Linked DNA regions of Mus musculus: region 1 is linked to region 2. The links are chromatin loops, found by intact Hi-C in ENCODE. Cell type or tissue: left cerebral cortex. All regions are shown on one strand. Each heading gives the region's core, and the rest is flanking DNA. Links, peaks and the distances in the headings are about the cores only. Region 1 has its middle 3.2 kb from the start of Nrsn1. Region 2 has its middle 38 kb from the start of Gm34122.

What was found. Peaks named below come from ENCODE experiments on the same cell type or tissue, not always from the same donor. Only the 100,000 strongest peaks of a DNase experiment are listed, where the experiment ranks them.
Region 1: it touches region 2 in a loop (2.4-fold over the local background); 2 of 42 quality-filtered maps call a loop at or near these places.

Annotation. Positions count from the first base shown.
Region 1 is chr13:25,270,476-25,275,857 of GRCm38, reverse strand. No RefSeq gene overlaps it. Among named protein-coding and RNA genes, the nearest start is that of Nrsn1, 3.2 kb to the right of the region's middle. In left cerebral cortex, for the core only: a CTCF peak has its summit at 3,090; a DNase peak (open chromatin) is centred at 3,491.
Region 2 is chr13:25,395,618-25,400,999 of GRCm38, reverse strand. No RefSeq gene overlaps it. Among named protein-coding and RNA genes, the nearest start is that of Gm34122, 38 kb to the right of the region's middle. In left cerebral cortex, for the core only: no CTCF peak of the experiment used is centred there; a DNase peak (open chromatin) is centred at 2,766.

The DNA.
Region 1 (5,382 bases), core at 97-5,096, 130 kb after region 2:
GCAGTTAACACATGCCCCTTCTAAAGAGAAACTTGTGAAAAGACATAGAGCAATGGATTTACAACGTAAGTATTACAGCACTCTGCAGCCTGACACTCTACCTCATCAAGGTTAAGTGTGCTACCAGTCTGGTCTTCTACACCTTCAGCACACCCCACGTTCCTCTACAAAGTAAAGCTTCCCTGTGAAACAAAGGCTAGGCCTCAGATCTGGACACACAGAATTTCTTAGCTACAGCAATTGAGAAAATGTGAAATTGGATCTTGATCATTGAGAACCGGCCTTCAGCATTAACGGGGGGGGGGGGGGGGGGGCAGACATCTGTTCTCTTTGAGAACATGCAGAGCATATTTATCACAAAACCCTGAGCAGAGAGCATCCTGGCCTCAGCTTGGGCAGCCTGCACAGCCTGGCCAGTTGAGTCTGACCAGAGCACAGCAGCAGAGCAGGTCATCACCAAAGACCCAGTGCCTGATGACTCTGCCTCTTATCAGCTGGATAAAATCAAAGCGGGTCACTTCCAGGGTCACTGCCCTTCTTTCTCCTGCAGACTCCAGGAGATTCCAGGAACAAGGTTCAGCCCTAAGGGGACTCACCAAACCTTGTGTTTTTCATTCCTGAGATTGTCAGCATTCTGTATCCATCTGGCTGTCAAACCCAGCTCTAGACCCTTGTCATTCATTTGCTAATTTATGCATTCCTCCAAAGGTGTGATCAGTACTAAAGCAATGTGTTACTCTTTGTGTAGAATAAAAGGTAAGCCCCAGGCAAAATCCTTTCTCTATGATGCTCGAAAGCCTAACGTGGAAGGGGGAGATTGAAAAGTCACTCTAAAATACAAGGTGCATGTGCCTCAGACAGGGGCGTGATCAATGAGCACATTAAAGAAGGTTTGGTTGCACAGGTGGTGGTCACAGTTCTATGTGAAGAATGAGCAGCTGTCAGAGGAGGAGGAGGCAAGAAACAGTGAGCGCAACAGCAGTGAATTAAGATAGTGTTAGATGTATAGACCACACAAGTGTCTGCTACGATGAGAAATGGACATAGAAGAAAAGTCATGAAAAGAAAGGAAAACCATGTGAGGCTAGAAAGGCAGCTCCAGGCTACAATCCAAGACTCCCTTCTGAAGAACTGCCCAGGAAACTACAACCTCTCCTGACCTCTCTTCTCTCTGACTTTTCATAATGCTTCTGCTTGTAGCTTGCCCTTTAAACTCTAAATGGCAGACACGCAACAAATGCCTGCTGAATAATGGATTAATAAGCATATCCCCTGTTAAATCTCATACAGTGTTAGCCAAGGAAAGTGATGAATTACGCTCTAAATCAAACCTAGTGGCTTCACAGTAATCGTCTTTGGTCACTGATGTTTGAAAAGTGACTAAATAGACTCTACAACTGGTACAAAGTAACCTTACAAATCAAGGACATCTTGATGTTTGTCTGCCAGATGCGGCTTCATCTCACTTCATCCACCTACAGCTTTCGAAGCATCATCAAAGGCTGCTGTGCTAGTCAAAGACATTTTACCTCCATTCTCTTGGATAGGTGTGGGATAGAGCCTGTGCAAGATAGAAATGGGGCTCGCAAAAGAGGATCTAAACCAAATGAAGAGGTTGGGGGCTTAGAGGGCTCAAGCCTCCAAGCTGATAGCCAAGGCCTCCCAAGATGCTTATCTAAACAAGAGGTAAATAGTATTAGTAATATAATGAAAGCTGTAATTTATTGATTGCTTACTTTGTGATCAATGTCTTATAGACACAGTCCCATTTAATTCTTTTTTTTAATATTTTTTAATTTATTTTTTTATTAGGTATTTTCCTCGTTTACATTTCCAATGCTATCCCAAAAGTCCCCCATACTCACCCCCCCCTCCCGGTCCCCTACCCTCCCACTCCCCCTTTTTGGCCCTGGCGTTCCCCTGTACTGGGGCATATAAAGTTTGTAAGTCCAAAGGGCCTCTCTTTCCAGTGATGGCTGATTAGGCCATCTTTTGATACATATGCAGCTAGAGACAAGAGCTCCTGGGTACTGGTTAGTTCATATTGTTGTTCCACCTATAGGGTTGCAGTTCCCCTTAGCTCCTTAGGTACTTTCTCTAGCTCTTCCATTGGGGGCCGTGTGACCCATCCACTAGCTGACTGTGAGCATCCACTTCTGTGTTTGGTAGGCCCCAGCATAGTCTCACAAGAGAGAGCTATATCTGGGTCCTTTCAGCAAAATCTTGCTAGTGTATGCAATGGTGTCAGCGTTTGGAAGCTGATTATGGGATGGATCCCTGGATATGGCAATCACTAGATGATCCATCCTTTCGTCACAGCTCCAAATTTTGTCTCTGTAACTCCTTCCATGGGTGTTTTGTTCCCATTTCTAGTCGCCCTGTAAGCATTCTATAGATAAGAATAATGGCATAGAGAGCTGTAAAGAAACTTGATCCAAGCTGAACAGGTAGGAAGCAGTAGACCCAGAATTTAAAATTCAGGTCTATTCAATTCTTTAGGTTACGATGAGCCTACCACCAATGGATGCTTTCCAAACAAAACCAGAGCAATTGCCAAGCATCAGTCAGGCAGACAAGCAGGAAGCCTGCTACACCATTCCAGAGGCCCAGAGAAAGAGTGCATCAGAGCTGGAGCTTTGCAGATCTGCTGATTTTAGGGACCTTTGAAGACGTGAAAACATGCACAGCCATGCTCTCTTCTGAGAATAAGTGCTCATCAGGTCTGCACAGGAAATTCAAGGAAAGGAAGCCAGTGCACGGCCATCTCTAAAATCCTGAGAGGTGAGCTCCCTATGTTGACTGGGAAGGGAGAAGGAGATTGGGTGTAAGTAGCACTAGAGAGCACTGGGGATGTAGGTCTGAACAAACAGGACAAAGAAAGCACAAATGCACTGCCTCTGTAGTCCACTCTAAGCCCTTGTTCAACTGATTCTAGTGGGTCCACTCTTTATTTAAAGAACAGAGTTGTTCCTTGAGCTTTTTTTTTCCTCTGAAACCTCTGTGCAGCTAAGGAACCAAGCAAAATAGCACCTATAATGTTGATCCTCTCCAAACAGGAAATCATCTTGCAAAGTGTAGTCCATCTCCTGCCTCCCTGTGGTAGCTTAGCTATTCTTCATGTGCTATAACCAGATATCTTACAAAGAATAACTTCAAAAAAGGGGTTGCTTTGGTTCACAGTTTAAGAGACTCAGTCTACCACAGCAGAGAAGGCATCGGGCAGGCAGCTCTATGTGGCAGACATGTGCACCCAAATGACCTTCCCACATCTTGACAGAACAGGAAACAGATCAAACAGGAAGTGGATCTGGACTATAAAACCCCAAGGCCTGAGCTCAGTCGACAGAAGCCACAGACCTAGAGAGGCAATTTCTGATGCTCTCAACTTTGGTCAGACAGATTTCTTTTTGAAGTGGGTGGTGATTAAATCAGAGACTCATAACTGGCCAGAGTGCTGGGTATAAATAATTCTGAGTGTTCAGCTGTAGATGGCTCATCCACACCAACCTCCTACCATGCCAGGCTCAGGAGTCTTCATGAAAGAGGATGCAGAATGGAAGAGGACCAGCAGACAGGAAGACGAGCTGGAAAACACTGCCGTCTGTACACGATGTGGGGGTTGCAGGAATCTCCCCACAGCAGCTGTGGTTACCTCTAGAAGCCTGCACAAGGCCAAGCCAGTCAAAATTCAAGCACAGACAGGTGAAAGGCCTCCAGGCTCCATCCCTATCAAGGCGCTCTTGGCTGCTGATTAGCTGCTGAGGGAGGAAATGTCACTCAGTGTTGGAGATATGACCTCTGGCAGGATGCACATGATCCACTGGATGGCCACTCACTCACCCACGTGCTTGTGGGCAGCAATAAAACCTCGAATTATTAATAACAACAACAGAAAAGACATGAAGCTGGGAGGGAGGTAAAATGGGGGCTAATAGAGAGATGGATCGGTAATGGTAGATAGAAATGATCAATACACATTGGTTAAATATATGGACCTTTCCAAAATATTTAAAATGTATTAAAAAATAAAATCCTCCACTGGATATGGTTGGTGCAGAGGTAGATGAATCTCTGTGAGTCCAAAGCCAGCCTGGTCTGTATACTGAGTTCCGGTCAGGGATACACATTAAGACCTTGTCTCAAAACAGAACAAAACCCACAAAACAAATAAACCTCAAGCCTTAACCAACTTCCTCCACCTCTTAAAAGTCCTACAGTTCTACAACTTTACTAAACACCACCCCAGCTAGGGATCACGTGTTCAAACATGTGAATGTATAGGGCCCACTTCACTGAAATCATAATGGTTATGGGACCTGTGTAAGCAATTATGAGTCTGTGTCATCATGTATACACATTTCCCTTACCTCCACCCTCTCACCTGCTGACTGGAGGTTATATAGTACCTACCATAGAATACTGCTGCGGAAGTAAAGATTTCTTACATATATGATGAACACATACTTAGTGCAGGTAAAGCAATGCCTAACAAGTTACTGGGTAACAATGGTATCATTTTATTATTATTATTCACAGCATATGCACACAAACATTAATAGTACATTGAAGTTCTCATTAAGTATCACTTACCAGTGATCTGCATCAAGCCCCTGGAACAGCTGTTAGTGTGTAACAGTATACAGTATATAGTGTTACTATGTTACAGGCCATGTCTCTGGTGCAGTAGCCTTTAAGCATTCCTTATTTAATTCATTATTCTGATCTGTCTTCCGCCATACATTTAGACTTCCTGATGTCAGAGTCAAGGGCAAAGGGAGGAGCTGAAATACAGAGTTGCAGCAGAGGGAGGGTTCTGGCTGTTGGGCATTGAGCTGCCAGTCAGACCAGCTGCTCACTCCCTGCCTCTTATAGGACAAAAAACAGAGATGAGGCCTCTGCAGACCTCTGAGGAGGAGGAGGAGGAGGAGGAGGAGGAGAAGGAGGAGGAGGAGGAGGAGAAGGAGGAGAAGGAGGAGGGGGAGGAGGAGAAGGAGGAGGAGAAAGAGGAGGGGGAGGAGGAGGAGGAGGAGGAGAAGGAGGAGAAGGAGGAGGGGGAGGAGGAGAAGGAGGAGGAGAAAGAGGAGGGGGAGGAGGAGGAGGAGGAGGAGGAGGAGGAGGAGGAGGAGGAGAAACGGACATTGAGTTTGCCTGCCTCTCTGGTCACTTTTATTATTGTTGTGGTGGTGGTTTTTTGTTATTAATTATTAATTGGTTTCTTTGAGACAGGGTCTCTCTGTGTATCCCTGGCTGTCCTGGAACTCACTCTGTAGACCAGGCTGGTTTCAAACTCACAGAGATCCACCTGCCTCTGCCTCCCAAGTGCTGGGATTAATGGTGAGCACTACCATCCCTTGCTCTGCTTACTTTTTGAAAATCTATTTT
Region 2 (5,382 bases), core at 209-5,208:
CTCTTGCCAATTCTAGATTCCAGGCAATCATAGTTGATATAAGGTGATCACTCATTTAAATTAGCAACGGTTGTCAGCTTCTCAACAAAGGAAGTTTCCATCCATGGCCACCATAGAACCATCATCCTCGTGCCAGGCTTCAGTTCCACACAGAACAGCAATTTCTCACACCAAGCCAGCAGGATTTCAGTTTAGCTAAAGCCTGGGGAAACAGTCATGAAATTAGCATAGTCTTCAAATACTCCAGAGACAAAAGGGGGGAAACAGCTTAAAGCATAACATTTCTCCTGATAGTCATCAAGAGCTCCTTCCCGGGAACAGAGTAGCAATAAATGAACAAACACAAAAGTCAAGCCTGGGAGGGGCCTGGAGATAACAGCAGCCCTTCCCAGTCCGTGCTCAGCTATCTCTCAGCATTCCTGCAAAGGTCGTTGATCTGAGTACCTTTCTCCTCACTGAGCCCAAAATTCATGATAAGTATAGATGGATGTACAGAGTACCTCAAGAATGACCTGAAAAAGTGAGAGTTCTACTCTGCTTTCTGTTGCACCATGCCTAAAACCAGCTTTGAGGAGGAAAGGGTTTATTTTATTTAGCTTACAGGGTTTTGTTGTTGTTGTTTGTTTTGGTTTGGGTTTTGTTTCTCCCTGCCCTGGCTTACAGTTTGATAATCTATCCAACTCAAGGCAAGATCCTAGAGACAAGACCTTTAGCAGATACCGCTTACTAGCTTGCTCCCCATGGCTTGCTCAGCCTGCTTTCTTTTTTTTTGTTTTTTGTTTTTTGTATTTTGTTTTTAATATTTTTTATTACATATTTTCCTCAATTACATTTCCAATGCTATCCCAAAAGTCCCCCATACCCTCCCCCCCCCCACTTCCCTACCCACCCATTCCCATTTTTTTGGCCCTGGCGTTCCCCTGTACTGGGGCATATAAAGTTTGCAAGTCCAATGGGCCTCTCTTTCCAGTGATGGCCGACTAGGCCATCTTTTGATACATATGCAGCTAGAGTCAAGAGCTCCGGGGTACTGGTTAGTTAATAATGTTGTTCCACCTATAGGGTTGCAGATCCCTTTAGCTCCTTGGGTACTTTCTCTAGCTCCTCCATTGGGAGCCCTGTGATCCATCCAATAGGTGACTGTGAGCATCCACTTCTGTGTTTGCTAGGCGCCGGCATAGTCTCACAAGAGACAGCTACATCTGGGTCCTTTCGATAAAATCTTTCAGCCTGCTTTCTTAAAGCACCCAGGACAACCTGCCCAGAGGTTGTATCACCTAGTGAGCTAAGTCCTCTCATTTAAATAGTTAATCAAGGAGATGCCCTCCAAAGATTTACCCACGGGATCATCTGATACTGAGATGCCCTCTTCTCTAACTGGGTTTGTATCAAATTGACAAAAATTAACCAGCACAGTTAAGGACAGGTTATACTGACAGACCCTTTTCTGGTGACCTACTTCCTACCTCTAGACCTCACCCTCTAAAGTTTCCAGAACCTTTCCAAACAGTGCCACCAACTGGAGCCCACATGTTCAAACACATGAGCCTACTGGGCATATTTCATGCCAAAGTATAGTAGGTATTATGGCCAGCTCTGTTTGGCTGATGGCCTTCTTTAGAGTTCTGAGAATAAAAGAAGTAGAATTATCATACTCTGTATAAATATTCTGTCTTACCAGTACCCAAGAAGAAATGCAACAAGGGCTGAGGAATTGCTGCCAAATAATTTCACAAAATCTTTCTGTATACCGTAATAAGAAAAAAATAATAAAATAAAAGCTAATATCCACTTGCAGACATGTAACTTCATTCCTCAAAATACTTACCATAGACCTTCCAAGAGCCCATAAATTCTATTCCAACATATATATTTGTTTAAAAAAAATAAAGCATAGCAGGACATAGTGTTGATACCTGTGATTTCAGTACTTACAGGCAGAAGGACTGTCATGAGTCTGGGGCCACCCAGAACTGTATAGCCAGTCTCTAAAATAAATAAATAAAGTTTTAAGAAAGGAAGAAAGAAAATAATAGATACCTGATGATTTTATTTATTCTGTATTTTTATATGCTATTAGAGATCAAATCCAGGGTCTTGTGCGTGCTAGGTAAGCATTCCACCACTGAGCCGTGTTCCTAGGCCTGGCTGTATATATATGCTTATACCACCATTCAAAAGGTAGAAATACTCTAGATGAAAAATAAAACTAAATGTGTTATATCTATACAATGATGTTAATTAGTCACACAAAGGAATGGCGATCTGACATATTCCATGACATGAGTACACCTTGAAAATATTAAGCAAAGTAAAAATAGCCCGACATGAAAGAATACTTATTTTATTGATCCCTTCACATAATGGTTCTGGCTTAGAAAGCTTGTAGTAGAGAGGTCGCCAGGGCTTAGGAGAAAGCAGATACAGGGAATTTCCTGTTTATTGGTATCTTGTGTCCTGTCTGGATGATGGGAAGACTCTATTAGTAGAAAGTGATGATAGTTAAAGCCTATACAATAATAGTAAGAAGAAATTTGTTTTGCTTCCCTAACATCTAAAACTCCTCTTTCCCACACCAGATGTCACACCCACAGTCACCACCATCCCAGTGACATGGCCTCCTTAATGACAAACACAGAAAGAGAGATGGTGTTTGGTGCAAGAAGAGACATCACAGAGCCCACCTCCTCCCACAGCCTATACCTACTGAAGAATCTGAAGGACAGGTCCCCAAGGCTGCATTTTCTTTTGTTCCGGGAGCTTCAGAATGCTGTGGGAGTAGAGTGTGTGTGAGCTGTTCTGCCTGACTCCTGGAACCCTTGGCCATGACAGCATCTCATGCTCTTGGTTGCATGTGCTGAGCTCCATTCTCCATGGTGACACATCACAAGAAGGCTGATGTCACATTCTGACAAACTCTGCTCCAAGTCTGCTTTTTCTCAAAGTATTTAGGAAAAATGGTGAGTTTCTCCTTCCTTCCTTCCTTTCAGAACTGCTCTTTCTTCACTGCTTCTGGCCTCTAAATTACCTCTCCTAAGAGGACATACTAAGTCCTTCTAAATAGAATTAGTGCTCATGATCCATCTTTTCTATGAAAGTGATTGTTTTGTGAGGATCACTGATAGATTCAACTACACTGGGCCAACAAGATCTTGGAATACTTTTTCTCATTTCTTTTTCCAGATATATGTTTTCTAGGGTGTATTTAACTGTTAGGCACAAAAAAAGTGTTTTCCTTATTCTCCTTACATCTCAAACATTTTCTCTATCTTCCTATCCTGTCTCATTTTCCCTCTCTGAGATTTGATCCTTGAATCTTAATGGTTGCTAAGTGGAAGGTATGGCTTCTAATAGCTTCTTCCATACTGAATGGGGTGTTGACTTTACCTACCCAAAGACCAAGGGTCTCAGCCTATCTAAATTAAGCAGGCAAAGGGGGGCATTAGAAGTTAGAGCTTAGAGATCAGAGGGTCATCATTTGAAAGAAGCCTGAAAAAGAGTGTGACATTCCTTGAGATATGAAACTACATAAACCATAAAGCATCCAGTAGATTGTCATGGGTAAGAAGAGCACCAAAAATAATAGGGCCCCCTGATCATAGTGAGCCTGCTAACCATGACCCCAAAGAATTACTAATGCTTAAAGCAGAGTTTTCCCTAACCGATTCTGAGTCTGTGAAGCTTTGCAGGCTGAAAATACGTGGACCCAGTTATTATATCTACACAGTACTGACAATAGTTCTGCTTGTGCTCCTGTTGGACCAGGAGGAGACATCACATCTTGTCTGATAGCTGAGATAATCTGAACTTTTGAGCTTAGAACTGAGCAGAGAGAACATGTCAACAGCAGCCCCCAATAAATGTGAAAAAGTCCAATGGTGGGGTGTGAATCATCTTACTAATGTCAAGAAATAAAGTAAGGTTGTTATCACTCTTGATTGGTTAGAAATGGGAGTTTTATTTGGAAAACATTTTATATCTGCCTATAGTTTGCAGGTAAAAGTAGCCTTTTTGTTAGGATGCATGAATAAGTTTTATCCTTCGTCAACTTCTCCAGTTCTTTTAGTGTGGTTGGGATAGGCTCTAATCAATCCTGAAGATATGGTGGGAAACATCAGAACATATCAGAAAATACACATGACTTTGACAGTAGCTGAGTAAAGTCTAATTACTTTCTTGTTCTCCGAATTTGCCTGTCCTTTGCACTAGGTTAAGGGAAGACTCAGATTTGGTTTCACATCCCAGTTGTCATGGGGAAAAGTTGTCATGGGGAAAGAACATGCAGGCCCTTAAAACTTTTGGATTATTGACTTAATAGTCCTTTTTTAAAATATATCTTTCCAGCTGTCATGAGTCATGAAGTCCCTTAATATACTTTTTATCTGTTTCAGAGAAGAGTGTCTTATGGACCGTGTTAGTCACATCCTCACTGAATGGCCCATTTCCTTTCTGTTTCTGTGTAAGATGAGCTTACACTTAATTTTGGAAAAGAGGTTTCATAGCCATGTCTGTAGCCTCGGAACATTACTGCAAGCTGCTACAGTCTGTAAGCACCCTGGTACCTCAGCTAGACTCTTCCTTAATGAGAACTTTCCAAGAGTAAGACCAACAGCAAGAAAAACCTTTTTGTATTGGGGGAGGGATTGGGGCCTTTCTATCAATACTGGTTTTTACCCAAGTTTGTTTATTCAAGAGAGGTTCAAGGGTACTGATTAAAATAGAGAGAAAGCCCCCATATTGCAAAGTTAAGCCATTCTTTCTTGCCACAGTCAAGAATTACCTGGTAGTCACTTGAGTGGGGTTTTGCTGGGAGCCCTCTAGCACTTTCATATTTCAAGGGCACCCAAGGGGGATCAGAGAAGCCTCCCTCACCCCCCCTTCAAAGGATGAGATATCGTTGCTTCCAATAGCTGCCCTCTTGGCAGAGGGGCAAAGCTCTGACCTTGTAGGGCTTGTTTTAGATAGTTCTTTCCCTGTGCCCTGAGCTTCCTACAACAGTAACATATGTTTGCCCTATACAACCTTGCTTCAACCTGGGCTCTCTACAGAGGCAACAGGCTGTTAACTGCCTAGGGAAATGTACCTTTCCTGGATACACCCACTAAAATGTCAGCAGTGAGGAGATGGGACACTGCTCCACACTGCCACTCTTCCTAGCCTGGGGAGGTCCCTGAGACTTGGACCTTAAGTCAGCTAACCAAGGATCCATGGCATTGACACTAAACTTGTGCTCATGGAGCATGGTCTGTTATATTTGGCTCCAGGAAAAAAAAAAGGCTGTTTATTATCCCTTTAGAAGTGAGAATTGTATTTCTATGTTGACATCTGAACCTGAGTAAAGTATCCAGTTGAGTTGGAAGAATGGAGAATGAATATATGTAC